4 separate regions of the Homo sapiens genome follow, and regions 2, 3 and 4 are each linked to region 1. Evidence: chromatin contacts called from ENCODE Hi-C data. All regions are on one chromosome and are shown on one strand. Each heading gives the region's core, a stretch centred on a gene start or an enhancer-like site at or near the end of the contact. The rest is flanking DNA. Distances are from core to core; before and after follow the strand shown.

The links. A loop is a pair of places that touch in the nucleus more often than their neighbours do. Pooled maps may share reads with other maps.
Region 2: a pooled map shows a loop between it and region 1 (19-fold over the local background). The contact joins the promoter of ZNF367 here to the promoter of SECISBP2 in region 1. A Hi-C loop is called at or near these places in 8 of 37 single-sample maps with no recorded cell type and 10 of 50 pooled maps.
Region 3: a map with no recorded cell type shows a loop between it and region 1 (11-fold over the local background). The contact joins the promoter of PTCH1 here to the promoter of SECISBP2 in region 1. A Hi-C loop is called at or near these places in 2 of 37 single-sample maps with no recorded cell type and 8 of 50 pooled maps.
Region 4: a loop to region 1 is called in a pooled map, with 25 times the contacts of the local background. The contact joins the promoter of KIF27 here to the promoter of SECISBP2 in region 1. A Hi-C loop is called at or near these places in 1 of 168 maps with a recorded cell type or tissue (CD8-positive, alpha-beta T cell), 1 of 37 single-sample maps with no recorded cell type and 7 of 50 pooled maps.

The regions. Positions count from the first base shown.
Region 1 is chr9:89,316,647-89,320,402 of GRCh38, reverse strand. It overlaps SECISBP2 (SECIS binding protein 2), which reads right to left and starts at 1,903. Exons shown (of 17, transcript NM_024077.5): 1 at 1,791-1,903; 2 at 606-751. The coding sequence starts at 1,826. It overlaps CKS2 (CDC28 protein kinase regulatory subunit 2), which reads right to left. Exons shown (of 3, transcript NM_001827.3): 3 at 3,700-3,756. RefSeq lists a silencer at 1,544-1,863 and an enhancer at 2,034-2,253.
Region 2 is chr9:96,416,385-96,420,140 of GRCh38, reverse strand. It overlaps ZNF367 (zinc finger protein 367), which reads left to right and starts at 1,771. Exons shown (of 5, transcript NM_153695.4): 1 at 1,771-2,528. The coding sequence starts at 2,109. RefSeq lists silencers at 625-894, 1,155-1,814, 1,925-2,064, 2,365-2,604 and enhancers at 423-956, 957-1,490, 2,965-3,204.
Region 3 is chr9:95,507,391-95,511,146 of GRCh38, reverse strand. PTCH1 (patched 1) reads left to right here and starts at 1,881. Exons shown (of 24, transcript NM_000264.5): 1 at 1,881-2,986. The coding sequence starts at 2,786. RefSeq lists silencers at 1-351, 2,626-2,945, 3,726-3,756 and enhancers at 1-478, 1,432-1,981, 3,567-3,756.
Region 4 is chr9:83,919,680-83,923,435 of GRCh38, reverse strand. KIF27 (kinesin family member 27) reads left to right here and starts at 2,004. Exons shown (of 18, transcript NM_017576.4): 1 at 2,004-2,065. It overlaps LOC105376335 (serine/arginine repetitive matrix protein 1-like), which reads right to left and starts at 2,535. Exons shown (of 3, transcript XM_011519284.2): 1 at 2,175-2,535; 2 at 1,738-2,082. The coding sequence starts at 2,535. RefSeq lists enhancers at 604-1,108, 1,723-2,472 and silencers at 1,842-1,991, 2,022-2,401.

The DNA.
Region 1 (3,756 bases), core at 654-3,153:
ACAAATGAACCTTGAAACGGGATTTTTTTTTTTTTTTTTTTTTTTTTGAGACAGAGTCTCACTCTGTCAGCCAGGCTTGAGTGTAGTGGTGCTATCTTGGCCCACTGCAACCTCTGCCTCCCAGGTTCAAAGGATTCTGCTGCCCCAGTCTCCCGAATACCTGGGATTACAGGTGTCCGCCACCATACCTGATTAATTTTTGTATTTTTGTGGAGACGGAGTTTCACCATGTTGGTCACACTGGTCTTGAACTCCTGACCTCAGGTGATCCACCCACCTCGGCCTCCCAAAGTGCTGGGATTACAGGCGTGAGCCACAGCGCCTGGCCTGAAACTGCATTTCTTATTAACAAATGCAATGCAGTCTCTACTATTTCTTTGCCGAAAATAACAATGAGTATGAAGAAAAAAAAGGGGAGTTAAAGCTTCTGTTTTTGGCACAGGATACAGTTAAGTTGTGCTACTGGCTCAGACTCTTCTTGGTTGAAGAGCATTCTCTCATCATCTGCAGAACTTTAGTGCAGTAACTGCTGAGTATTTGAAAGTCTAATCACCATTAAATCCAAAATGTAAGCCCCTAGGTAAGACTTTTAGAAAGATACATACTCTGTCACTGGTGGTTCCTGAACAAACGGATAGTATGTGGCTGCAGAGCTGGGGAAGACACATGCTTCTGAGGACTCTAACCATGCCACATTGAGCCCGGCAAATCTGGGGACAAATGGTTTGACATCTGCTGATAACTTGATGCCCTGAGGAAAAATATGAGGTTTTGGCCACAAACATTCAGAGATCAAGCAAATATAAACAAACAAAAAGACCCAAGAGGTGTTCCTAATAGCCCCAGAAATGTTCCCGATGTTGTTTAAAAACTTCTGCCTCGTAAAGACAAGAACCTGCTTGCTAACGATTTCTCCCCAATGCTTTTTTTTTTGTAGAAAAGGCAGTAGTTCAAACATTAAAAGTGAAAAATGACAACGAATTCAAGTGGAAATAAAACAACACAGATTATATAGTTTAGATCTTGGAATAAGGGTGTTTTTACCACAGATTCACTTAGAAATAATAGAACTGCACACAGTACAACTACTGCAGTCAAATACACGTGGACTGTTTAACTACAGCACCCAAAACACACTGCAGACGTTTATTTCCATTACATTTTCTTGAAAAAGTTGCACAAAAGCATATGCATTTTACTCATGAACCACTAAGTCTTGCTTTATTGAAATACCAAACCTTGCTTTGCTAGAAAATATTATCACCACGAGCCTTTGAAATTTCAATTCACTAAGATTTCTTTCTTTAGTTTTTAGTGACGTAGTAAGAGATTTACTTTCACCGAGAATTTTATGGGTCTAAAAATGATGCAAGCGATCGCCAGGGCTCCATCTAGTGGTAATGCTGAGTACGTAGAGCGGAGAATGACGTTCAGAAAAACGCAGGATCCTTTAAAACAATCTATCCGTTCCCAAGAGCGCGGGAAGCTCGCCAGAGTCCCCCCGCCCCGACTGCGGGGAGCGCCGGGCTGGGCCGCAGTCACTGCGCTGGGTGACATCGCACCACAGACGCGGCGCTAACTGTGGGCGGGGTCTGTAGCCGCTGACCGCCACCCCAAGGCGGACCCGAGGCGGGGCGCGAAGATCGCGGCCACCCGGTAGGGCGCTCCCGTGCCGTCACCAGCATCCGACCCACGCCCGCTGGACCAGCCCCGTCACCGCCCGGCCGAGCCCCCAGTGCGAGGCAGGCGGACGGACTGAGGCTGCCGAGAGAGCCCCCGTCGGCCCTTACCTCGCTTTCGGGCTCCCGCGGCCCCTCCGACGCCATGCCGCGAGGCGCGGAGGAGGCCGCGTCACGGAGGCCAGCAGCGGGCCGTCGGCTTGCCGGACAGACAAAGCGTTTCCGCCCCCGCAGGCGACGCCAGGAAGTGCGTCACAGCAAAGCGACAGAGCCCGCCCTTTCTTCCGGCCGGAAGTACGCGGCGGCGGCACTGGACCTGCGCGGGCAGCACGTGGAGGCAGTGGGGCGCTTGCGGAAAATGGGGACCCCCAGGAGTCCTCTGGGCTGGGGACCCACCGTAGCTTGCGGGAGTCTTGGATCTGCCTTTTAGTGCTGGGATATCGGAGATAGTCTCCACCAAGGCAGTAGCGACTATAAACAAGAGTTAGGCCGTGATTTACTTTTCTCCCCTGGGCCTCACGAGTCTAGCGTTAGGACGGGATGGGGTAGTCTGGAAAGGCCTCTCGCTGAGGTGACCTTTGAGCAGTCACCTGAAGAGAAAGATTTACTAATAAGGAAACTGAGGAGGCCGAGATTACTCTCACCCCCGCCACTGCATTTCCCTAAAATTTCCCCAAGATTGGTGACTTACAGGAATTGCATACCCTGTAGGTCCTACAAACCTGGAAAGCCTACAAGACTCTTGATGGTATCCTAAATTTCCAGAAACCTTAAGTTTGGAAGTAGCCACAGAAAATAATTTAAAAATCGCTCGGTTTCTTTCAAAAATTAAAAAAAGTGCTAAGATATGGTCAAGAGATGGAATAGTATAATTTTCACGAGAAAAAAAAAGTTCTACACAGAGCAAATTCGTTAAATATTGAGAGAAATGTATAAAGTGCGGCAGGGATAGGAGGTTGACCAAAAGTACAGGGAAGAATGCAGAGTGGATTTCAATAGATGGAGGAGGAACTTTCCTCTCACTCAAAGGCTTGGAGGAAAGTGCAAGTGGATTTAAGGAACAGAAAATGTCAGCAAAACAGGCTATTTGAGGAATGGGGATTAGGTTGAGGCAAATTGTAGGTTTCCTCTGTCCCTTGCACAGACGTTAACTCTACCATTGAATACGAAGTATTTCAAGCAAGTAAGGCAGGTGCAGCTCCAGTTTTTTCAGATTTCTGTCCTGGTGGGTCTCAGTTCACTACACAGCCTCTAGCAGAAGTGATCCTTAGGGTCTGGTCTGGCAGGAATTTATGCTGGAAGTTTAGGGGTAGCTGTCGCCTTCCTTTCAGCACTATTGGGTCTACCCGGAAGTGTAATGAAGTTTACTTGATTTTGTCATGTTTCTGTTGGTTACCCTGGACACAACCTATGGTAGTGGCAGTAGATTTTAGGATGCTGCTAATCACAACCTTCAAAATTTATTGCCCTCATGTGTAAAGACACCCTTTCTTAACCAATGGACCTGATGTATGCTGGCTGCTCATTTAAGATGTTTCTATAGCATAGCAATTAATTAGAATAACTCCAAAACACTTTCCTAGCAGCTAAAAAGGCAAAGGTGTTTTACAGTGTTTTTGAACTTTTAAAAATGTGGTGATACTTTATAGGAAACATTATCCCTACTTTGGAAATGTAGAAGAGGATAAAAAAGAGGTTTCTCCCAAGACCACCAGTGGCCAGTGAAGTAGCCCAGATAGTATTAATTTGGGCTTTCCTGTTCTAGACAATTCTCCAGGAATTCAAGAGGTAAAATCTACTTTGGCTTTAGTTTAAACATATCCCTGGTAATTAATTTCTTCATTAAGTGAATTAAATGGTATCCAGATCATACCGCACTATTTTAAACTCATTTAACATCATCTTTAAGGTAAGTTAACTTCCTCAGAGCTAAAACTATAACACTGAAATCAATTTCAATAGTCACAAATTTCAATAGTCACAAATTAAGAAAATATACCTCAAAAACTTGAAACAGTGATAAATGCAACATACAAACTTTATTGAACAAAAGTAAACTGTTTCAGTAAACTCAAAC
Region 2 (3,756 bases), core at 522-3,021, 7.1 Mb before region 1:
ATGTAATCTTGTACAAGCCTCAACTTTTCTCATTTATAAAATGGGAAAAATATCTTCCTTACCCAATTGTTGAGTGAACTGTGAAACATCCATATGTATTATTGTGTATCAGTACATATATGCTATTTTTGTAGTAGGCCTCCAGAAAATGGAGGCTATATACTGTTTCATTTCTTAAAAGGATACTTTCACTTGGTTCAAAGTTCAAAAGATAGTTATATATTGTATTTCTTGAAATCTTTTCACTTCTGTTCCCAGCCACACAATTTCCCTCCATGATCCATGTTTCTTTTGCATCTTGCCAGATATTTTATGTACGTCTAAAAGTAAAAACGTATTTTCCCCACTTTAACAATTTTACATAAAATCACACTATTGCTTGTTTTGCCTTTTAAAATAAAAATACATTTTTGAAATTGTTCATATCAGTACAGTTTCCTTTATTTGTTTTTAAACAATTGTGGCTTAATTTAGTCATAGCTGTGCATTTGTGTGTCTTTCACAGAGAGAAAAGCTATTCAGCTTAGTTATCTGTTATTATACAGTCGTGTTCTAACTTAATTACCAATCCTAACCCTTAACCAATGGATATTCATTCATCCATTCAGCAAATATTTATTGAGCCCCTACCGCGAATCAGGCGGTGCCTGGGAATCTGTATTCCCAAGAACAAAACGCAGCTCCCCAGGCCACATCTAGCGGGTAGGAAGCCGGGCAACCCCTCCGCCCGGTCCTTCCTCTGCAGCCTGCGAGCCCCACCCGGGCCGCGGTCGGCGCCAGCCAGGCGGGGCTGGGGCGGGGCGGGCAGAGGACGTTGGGGCTCCGCGCGTCCCGGCGCGAGTACTAGGACGCGGCCGGGGCAGGTGGGGGCCGAGCAAAGTAGGGCGCTGCCCCGACTCCCGGAGCAGCCGCTCGGTAGAGCGGGGTCGCCGGGGTGGGGAGATCCCCGAGGCAACTTCGGGGCATCAGTCCAGGGTGAGAGTGTCTACTCTCGCCCGGCTCTTGTGGCCTCCGCGCCGCGAGCGGCCCGCAGGGACTTCGGAGGCCACTTCCTGGACTCTCCCCTTTCCACAGATGGGGAACCGGAGGCCCACAATCGGCCCGGAGGAGTCAGGGCGGTGCTGACAGGGCTGGTTCACAGAGCGTGCAACAGCTGAGCAGACGGAACTCGATTAAGAAACCAGGCACGCCGGGTGCCCATCAGGACCTCGGGCAGCAGAGACTCCAGCCGCCGGGCGGGTGGTGGGACCGAGGGCGGGGCGGGCGGCGGGGCCCCAGCCCTTTAAACTCCCTGCGCGCGGGAACCGCGGCCCAACAACCAACGGCGGGCGGGGCCGAGCGGGGCGCGCGCCTCCACCGCCCAACGATCACCACCCCCCCCGACCCCGCCCCGCCGCTGTCCAATCAGCCGCCCTCTTGCCGCCCTCCCCGCCGCCCTTGTCTCCCTGGCCCGGACTAACCACGCGGAGGGACGGCGGGGCGGGGCGGCAGGCGGGTGTGTCCGGGCGAGTGGAGACGCCGCGCGCTCCACTGGAGTTTCGAACGCTGTTGGCCCTCCAGACAGAAAAAAATATAAGAGCGGCGGCCAATGGCGAGGTGGGAAGGACCCGCGCGCAGACCCGGCCCCGCCCCGGCCGGCTGGAAAGAAGGCCAGGCCTGGCCATTGGCTCGCGCCGCCTGTCACTCGCCGGTGCGGCCAGCGGGCAGCGGCCTCGCGGTGACTGGTTCCGCCCAGGCGCGAAATGTAACGCGGGAAAAGCCGGGGCAGGCACCGCGGCGGCAGGTTGTTATTTTTGGGGGCTCAGCGCCGCGCGTCCTGCTTTCCTGTCACCGCAAGGGCCGGGCCGCCCGCTGCTTCCCACCCCTGCAGCCTGCGCTGCGGAGTACAAAGAGCGGAGGGCGCGCTTGACCTGGGGCTGGGGTCCAGCCCTGCCCGCCGGTGCCGTCTGCTCAACTAGTTAGGTGGCTGCTGCGCAGGATTCCGGGAAACGTCAGTCTGCCATGAGCCGGCAGGACTGAGCCTGCGACTCGGAGCAGAGCGAGTGAGGGGCAGAGCGGTGCTCAGGAGTGCGGCCCGGGGCCGCCGGAGCTGGGGGTCGGGCCGGGCGATGATCCGGGGCTTCGAGGCGCCCATGGCGGAGAACCCGCCGCCGCCGCCGCCGCCCGTCATCTTCTGCCACGACTCCCCGAAGCGGGTGCTGGTGTCGGTCATCAGGACGACCCCGATCAAGCCAACGTGCGGCGGTGGAGGGGAGCCGGAGCCGCCGCCGCCGCTCATCCCCACCAGCCCCGGCTTCAGCGACTTCATGGTGTACCCGTGGCGCTGGGGCGAGAACGCACACAACGTGACGCTCAGCCCTGGGGCCGCGGGGGCCGCCGCCTCGGCCGCCCTGCCTGCAGCCGCAGCCGCCGAGCACTCGGGGCTTCGTGGCCGGGGCGCGCCCCCGCCCGCCGCCTCGGCCTCCGCCGCCGCCTCGGGAGGTGAGGACGAGGAGGAAGCGAGCAGCCCAGACAGCGGCCACCTCAAGGTGAGCGGCGCGGGCGGGCGGGCGGGCGGGACGTGGGGCAGCCGGGGCCCGTTAACGGTGCGGCGGGCGGGGCGGAGTTGAAAACGCGAGGTCGATCCGGCTACGGCGGGGGCTGCGGCTGACAGGATGCTGACGTCACTGCCGCGCGCCAAAAACCGGCCCCAGTCGGGGGGGGCCTGTCACGTGACAGGCGGGAGCGGCGCGGGAGACCGTCCTTGCGGCAGGTGCAGTGGGCGGGAGCGCGGCCCGGGGTCGCTGGGGAGGCCGGGTCAACGGCCACTGACATCCTCCCGGCGGGCTGCCGAGTCCTCAGTTCCGAGAGGAAACGAGAGGGATGAGGGCCTTGAGTTGTTCCACCGACTGCGAGAGGGCAGGGAGCGCACAGTGTTTGCTCCATTACTGCAGATCGCCCTCGCCCTGTTAAAAGATGCCCTGCAGAGACAGCCGAAGAGCAAGAAAGGACTTCTGGGCCTGTTCTGCGGCTGAAGTTGTGCCTTCGCTGCCTTTCATTTATCCAGCATACTACTTGCTAGGTGTTGAGAGCACATAGTGGAATGGGACGCTAAAATTGCTTGCAGTCTCCGACTGCTTAAAGCTGGGAAGGTCGTTACCACTGGTTCAAACCTATTTTACAGATCAGGCAGCTGGGGCTTACAGTGATTAGTGAGGCGACCTTCCCACGATGGCACAGCTCAGTAGTGGAAGAGCGGGGACTAGGTCGAGGTTTTGTGGCTTTTAGTCCTGCATGTGTTTGGGGTGACTTTCTGCTGACTTATACTGAACTCTGTAGACTGTAAGCTCCAGGTGAGCCAGGAGTATTTCTATCTAGAAGACTATATGACTTTACTACCTTACATTCTGTAAATGCTCAATAAAGGTGCTCAAAAAATATTTGTGTAATGAATGAATGGTGCTAACAGAAGGGTAATATCCAGGTTCCATTTGTTAAGTGGCTGTATAAGATAAGCAATTTGCAAGAGATAACAAGTAAATCACATAGTGGATAACTGCATCTGTATCAGCACATAATGTATAAGTTGAAACGAGTTTGATCATTTTACATGCAGTCACAAGGATGTTGAAACTACATTGTTTGGGTTTTGAGGAAATTGATATATTTTATGTGGCATTATTATTAAATAATTATAAGGTTATAAAACTATAGGTTTTTATACACTTCAGCTCTTGAAACTGCACCTCAGTAAACATTTGAAAGAACAGAACCTGG
Region 3 (3,756 bases), core at 632-3,131, 6.2 Mb before region 1:
GCGCGCCCGGGCAGCCAGCGCGGGGCCGCTGAATGGGCAGGGACTCGTGAGCGCGACCATTGGCCGGTCGCGGGGAGGCGGCGCGGGCATTGGGCAGCGTAAGGGGGCCGGTCCGCCTTCAGGAATGTACTACGGCGCGTCCGGCACGTCCGTCCGCGCCGGCTGGGCGCGCGCCTCGCCTGGGCTCTCGGGAGACCGCGCTGGAGGCCCGGAGCCGGCCCGGCGCATCCGCCTCCCTACCTACTCTGCCCCGGCCGCGCGGGCGCGGGGAGTCCGGGAGCCGGGCGCGCGCGCGCACCGGGCCTCCTGGCGCGGGGTCACGTGGCCACCGGAGCTCCGCCTTCTCCCTGCTCCTCCCCCTTTCCCTCCATCTGGGTTTCTTTCTTTCCTTTCCTTTCTTTCTTCTTTTTTTTTCAATGAACATACACCGTGCGCATCTTAAAGCCACACCGCCCCATTTCACGACTTCACTAGACTTCTCGCTACTGCCAGTCCCTCTGCAGTTCAACCCCGTTTAAAAAAAAAAATAAAGTGAAGCAAATCAAGGGTTTGCGGGTCGGGTTCCTACCGCAGGGAGGAACGTAATAACTTGGAAACGTAAGAAAAACACATTCCACTTTCCGAAAACAAAAATTTTTTTAAATAAAAAGCCTAGTTGTGTAGACGTGTCTGGCTCCAGAATCCACCTCAAAGGGTCGCGTGTTTTCCCCCTCCGCGGGAAGCGAATCCCCGGGATGCCTTGGTGACACTGGACGCGGTGTCGGGACGAATCCTCGCGATCCGCGCACAGTTTGTTTTCAATGAATCCAGCATCGGGGCATTTATAATCTCCTACGTCATACTATTATTAAATATAACATGCATACCGAGTTTTGTAAAAAAAAATACTGACTATATAAACATCTGGTTAATAAAAAGGGGTGTACAAATGAACCCAAAATAATCAGGAAAACTTTACTCTCTCAAGGAAACAATTCCGTTTCTCTAAGTTGTAAAAAAAGATTCTGTTGTTTCTCTTTTACTTATGTCACATTCGAGATTCAAATAAAAACGCCTCTGCCTCTACAAGACTGCTTCGGTGTCTGGATTCCACGTTTATAGAACACTGACTCCTTCAAACCAAGACTGTGTTTTTTTTTTTTTTAAGTTGGGGGGAGAAAGCGGCTGGGGGGCAGACGGATTTTAAGAAAGATGGCTTTTCCCAACGTCCTTGCTTTCCTCTTTAACTTTCCATTCTGTTTATCTTAATGCGAGGCGTTGTTCCCTGCAAGAGCCTAAGTCTTCCCTTTAGTTATAAAAGAAAAGAGAAGAGGAAAAAAAAATCTGGCACACACTGGCGCACTATCCAGCACGCTGTCATTATTGGTGCAGGCCTGGGAATGCGAGCCGGACCTCCCAGTATTTGCTGCAGCTTGAGGCCAAGGTGCCTCTGAAAGGCTTTTCTTTGAGGAATTTCAGAAATTGTTTAAGCGCTTAAAAAAATATTACATTTCCCCCCGTGTCTACCGCGAGGCAAATGTTCGTGTGTGTGCGTGCGCGCGCGTGTGTGCGCGCAAAGGCATCCCACAAAAAGAAGACACTGTTGAAAAGAAAAGGAATAAGAGAGAAAGGAGGGGGAGCATTCCTTAATGGAAGTATTGCATGCGAGAAGGTTGGCGCTCTCAGAGGCTGCCCCGAAGCCGAGGATGCACACACTGGGTTGCCTACCTGGGTGGTCTCTCTACTTTGGTGAGCTGTTGCTAAGCAGCTAATAATAGTCATGTTTGCTGAGTAATTTCTGCCCTCCGCGAGCCAATCGCGTCGCAGAAACCCAAGCCATCTGACAGCCCCGGGGGCGGGAGCTCCAGCCTTTTTCTCTTTCGCTCGCTCTCTCCCCCTCCACCCCCTCCCCTCCCCTCCTCCTCTTCTTTCTCCAAATGGAGAGAGTTCTTTTTTTTCTTCTTCCATCTCATCTATTGAATCAAGGAGCTGCTGCGGCCGCTGCCCGCTGCACACACACAGAGCGGAGTCCCCAGGTCCCGGGAGCGAGAGAGGCGCGCTGCACGGGGACAGAATGGTCCAGCGGGTTGCCGAGGAGCACAAGAAAGCAGAGTCCGGGACCGAGCAGCCACCGCGAACCCAGCAGCCAGAGCCCGAGCAGCCCGAGCAGCAGCTCCTGGAGCCGCCACCGCCAGCAGCAGCCACCGCGGGAGCAGCGGCAGCTGCGGCTGCCCGGGCCCGGCAGCGCTGAGACCCGCCGGGCACCCTCGGACCCCGCGGCGGCGGCGGCTCTGCGCTTGCCCTCCGCGGCCGCTCGGGCGACCCGGGAGGCGCCGAGAGAGCCAGCGCGGCCGGCGGGAGCAGCGGGGATTCGCTGGCTCTTTCTGCAGTGAAGGGGTCGCGGCGCGGGGCGGGGGGCGGGTAGGGGGAGTTGGGGACCGCAAGGAGTGCCGCGGAAGCGCCCGAAGGACAGGCTCGCTCGGCGCGCCGGCTCTCGCTCTTCCGCGAACTGGATGTGGGCAGCGGCGGCCGCAGAGACCTCGGGACCCCCGCGCAATGTGGCAATGGAAGGCGCAGGGTCTGACTCCCCGGCAGCGGCCGCGGCCGCAGCGGCAGCAGCGCCCGCCGTGTGAGCAGCAGCAGCGGCTGGTCTGTCAACCGGAGCCCGAGCCCGAGCAGCCTGCGGCCAGCAGCGTCCTCGCAAGCCGAGCGCCCAGGCGCGCCAGGAGCCCGCAGCAGCGGCAGCAGCGCGCCGGGCCGCCCGGGAAGCCTCCGTCCCCGCGGCGGCGGCGGCGGCGGCGGCAACATGGCCTCGGCTGGTAACGCCGCCGAGCCCCAGGACCGCGGCGGCGGCGGCAGCGGCTGTATCGGTGCCCCGGGACGGCCGGCTGGAGGCGGGAGGCGCAGACGGACGGGGGGGCTGCGCCGTGCTGCCGCGCCGGACCGGGACTATCTGCACCGGCCCAGCTACTGCGACGCCGCCTTCGCTCTGGAGCAGATTTCCAAGGTGCATTTCAGACTCTCTCCTCCCACTTTCTCTTCCCTCCTCTAACTCTTTGGGATCGCCCCCGCCACACACAAACACACACACTCTCTTCCTCTCTCTCTCACACACACACACACACTCACTCACACCTCTCCAGGAAAAGCAGCAGACAAATGGGGATTGAAAAATTCAAACCCTCCCTCTGGTCCTGGGAGGAAAGGGCTGTCTGAGGTCCGCAGGGGGTGGAGGTGTGTGTGTGTGCGTGTGTGTGTGTGTATACACACGCCCTCCCTGGTGTGCCTTTTCCGGAGCACTGGAAAGCCGTCCACGGCGGACCACCTCAAGGGCGGCCGCGGCACTGTCCTGCCCCGTGCCCCCTGCCCTGAACTTCTTCCTCCTGCGCCCCTGCCCCTATTTGCAGCCTAAACTCCTGTACGGCTGCCACATTTCTTAACATCTTGGAGGGGGAGGCGGAGTGGAGAGAGGCGGAGAGAGGAAGGGGGGAGGGAGCCGAAATAAAGGTGGTTTCCTTTTTTGGCAGCCAGTTTTGGTTTTGTTGAGCATGAAATCTCTGCTCCCTTAAAAAATTATTCTCGGAAAAAGATATCCCCCCCGTTTTCCAGGTTTTGAGCCGCCTCTCCTTAGGGCCTGGTCGGGGGAGGAAAAGTTGTAAACAAATTGCCACCTTAAATTCGCGGTGCGAGTCTGCGGAGCTGCCGGGTTCATTGTGTTTACGAGGCTCGCTGAAATGTGTGGAATCCAGGGAAGGCGAGCACCCAGACGGGGGCCCG
Region 4 (3,756 bases), core at 755-3,254, 5.4 Mb after region 1:
CAGCCACACCTGGCTAAGTTTTGATTTTTTGTAGGGATGGGGGGTCTCATTATGTTGCCCAGGCTGGTCTCAAACTCCTGGGCTCAAGTGACCCTCCCAGTTCAGCCTCCCAAAGTGCTGAGATTACAGGTGTGAGCCACTGTGCCCAGACTGAATTTTTAAAATTTTAAATAATTCAGTTAAAAGAAAAAAAAATAAAAACTATAAATAAAATAGTCAGCTTTTTTCCCCCACCTTCATTCCTATATTTCATGAGAGAAGGAAGGGTTTTTGAAGATGCTTAGATTGTGCTACTAAAAACAGGAGGCATTAAAGCATTTAAAACTAAATTGGTAAAGTTAAATATTACCATACGACCCAGCAATTCCACTCTTACGTCCATACCTAAAAGACCTGAAAACAGGCTCGGCGCGGTGGCTCACGCCTATAATCCCAGCACTTTGGGAGGCCAAGGTGGGCGGATCACCTGAGGTCGGGAGTTCGAGCCCAGCCTGACCAACATGGTGAAACCCCGTCTCTACTAAAAATACAGAAAACTTAGCCAGGCGTGGTGGTGGCACATGCCTGTAATCCCAGCTACTCCAGAGGCTGAGGCAGGAGAATTGCTTGAACCCATGAGGCGGAGCTTGCAGTGAGTTGAGATAGCGCCACTGCACTCCAGCCTGGGCAACAGAGCGAGACTCCATCTCAAAAAAAAAAAAGGAACTGAAAACAGACATCCAAATATTGTATGTGAATGTCCATAGCAGCATGGAAACAGCCCAAATGTCCACCACCAGCTGAAGAATGGATAAACAAAATGTGGTATGTCTATATCCATACAATGGAATTTTTTCAGCCCTAAAAAGTCCTGATAGGGCCGGGCAGGGTGGCTCATGCCTGTAATCCCAGCTACTCCGGAGGCTGAGGCAGGAGAATCGCTTGAACCCATGAGGTGGAGGTTGCGTTGAGCCTAGATGGCGCCATTGCATTCCAGCCTGGGCAATAAGAGCGAAACTCCATCTAAAGGGCCGGGCGTGGTGGCTCACGCCTGTAATCCCAGCACTTTGGAAGGCCGAGGCGGGCAGATCACGAGGTCAGGAGATCAAGACCATCCTGGCTAACACAGTGAAACAAACCCCGTCTCTACTAAAAATACAAAAAATTAGCCGGGCGTGGTGGCACGCGCCTGTAATCCCAGCTACTCGGGAGGCTAAGGCAGGAGAATCGCTTGAACCCGGGAGGTGGAGGTTGCAGAGAGCCGAGATCACGCCACTGCACTCCAGCTTGGGCGACAGAGCGCGACTCGGTCTCAAAAAAAAGAAAAGAAAAAAAAGAAAAGAAGTCCTGATAGATGTTACAACATGACTGCATCTTGAAAACATTAAGCAAAAGAAGCTAGACACAAAAGGTCATATACTGAATGATTCCATCAATAAAGAAATGCCCAGAATAGGTAAAGCTATCACAGAGTCAGAAAGTAGATTAGTGGCTGGCTGGGGTTGTGGGGAGAGGGGAACCAGAAGGAATGACTGCTAACTGGTTTGGGGATTTTCTTTTGGGGTTATGAAAATGTTTCTGAACTATATACAGAGGTGATGGTTGCACAACACTGTGAATGCATTAAACGCCACTGAATTGTGAGTTTTAAGATGGTTTATGTTAGGCAAGTTTTACTCAATAAAAATAAAAATAAACTGAATTGGTAGCTAAGATATTGAAACACGGTGTGGAATCGTTCTCACTCATTTCACGAACCCGTAGAAAGATGCTTGCGCTCAGGCCTCACAGACCGGTCCCAGCGCGTTGGTGGGACACAACTCGGATTTGCAGGCAAGCCCAGGGGCCGGCCCTTTGCGGACTTCCTGGGGACGCAGGACTCCTGCGCGGCGGGCTTGGAGGCGTGGCCAGGATGGGGGCGGGGCCAGGACGCGGCATCCAGGAGAGGACGCGGCGGGAGGCGGGCTTCGCCGGTTGCCAGGAGAACTCGCGACAACAAAAGACGCGGACGGCGGCTGCGCGGTGTGGCAGAGCGAAGCTGAGGAGTCCAGCGCTCGCCGACAGGGGCCTGGGCTGTCCCGAGCCGGTCAGTGCTCGGCGGGCCTGGCGGGCGGTGCGGGGAAGTGGGGCGCCCTCCCTTCGCGGTGCCCGCCCTCCAGCCCGCCGCGCCCGCCGCTCCCGCGCCCCCAGCCGGCCGTTGGGACTAGTAGGCTCCGGCTTGGGGTCGGGGCCGCCGCGGGTGGGTAGCGGAGGGTGGGCGGTTGGGGCGCCAGCTAGGCCTATGGGGGCGTCCGAGGGGTCTGGGGTCGGGGCTGGGAGCCGGCGAGCGACTAGAGGCAGAGCGCCCCTTCCGGAGGAAGTTGGGTCAGCCCTGAGGAGCGGGTCCCGGGGAACACCGATCGACCGGAACGCGGGACCCGGCCTTTCAGAGCGCACCCTGTGTTCGTCTCGTGTCGCTGCACGGCGTGAGGTGCGACGCGAGGGCCACCACCACCGAGCGCTTTGTTTTATCGCAGGCGTCTTTTTCCCACCGTAGAGGTTGAAACTTGGGCGCATTTCCCACCGTAGAGGTTGAAACTTGGGCGCATTTCCCACCGTAGAGGTTGAAACTTGGGCGCATTTCCTACCGTAGAGGTTGAACCTTGGGCACATTCAAGCCCGAGAGCTCCCTCCCTCGGAGGCAGGTGACTATAAAGAGCAAAGCGCCCAGATTCTTTCTTTGAAACACCTTTTAAGTAACACCTTTTAAGTCTCCAGTGTTGAAAATCCTTGTTGTTTGCCCTTCTTTACTCTTTTGTCGTCTTTACGCATTTGGGGCCTTTTCTGAGCTCCGTATGCGATTTACTGTCCATCTACTGGCAAGTTTTTTATGAAAATAATTAACAAACCACACATTTAAGACAACCACTGCTTTCTGGGAAATCAAGGGTACGGGATGGCAACGGTTTTTGGAGACACTCATTCCTGACCAGTGACATGACATGAGGGATTCAATATTTCTCTTGCCTTTGCTCAGATTTCAAAAACCCGTTGAGTATACTTAAATACGACCAATCAGATTTTGCTTTTTTTTAAATCATTTATTGGCAACATAATACGTATGTTTCTGATGACTATAATTGATCAGAATCTGAAGTATAAGTGCTATGGATTGTGTAAAAACTTTATTTCTTGTATATTGATGTTTTACAAGCCCTATGTTTGTGGACCATTACTATTGTTTGTTTGTTTTGTTTTGAGACAGGGTCTCGCTCTGTTACTCAGGCTGGAGTGCAGTGGCACACTGCAGCCTCAACCTCCCGGGCTCAAGCGATCCTCCAATCTCAGCCTCCCAAGTAGCTGGGACTACAGGTGCGTCACCACAGCCTGGCACATTCTTGTATTTTTAGTAGAGACAGGGTTTCACCATGTTGCCCAGGCTGGTCTGGAACTCGTGGGCTGAAGCGATCCACCTGCCTTGGCCTCCCAAAGTGCTGGGATTACAGGTGTGAACCACTGTGCCCGGCCCCATTATTATTTTTTTTAATGCTTAGAATAAGTTTCAGTTGCCTTTATAACCAAATTCTTTATAGATATTACCATTAAAAACCCCAAGAAATGAGGCTGGGCATCGTGGCTCACATTTGTTTTGTTTTGTTTTCAGGAGGGATCCTCTCGCTTCAGCCTTCTGAGTAGCTGGGATTACAGGCGCACGCCACCATGCCTGCCTAATTTTTGTATTTTTAGTAGAGACAGGGTTTCTCCATGTTGCCCAGGCTGGTCTCGAACTCCTGGGCT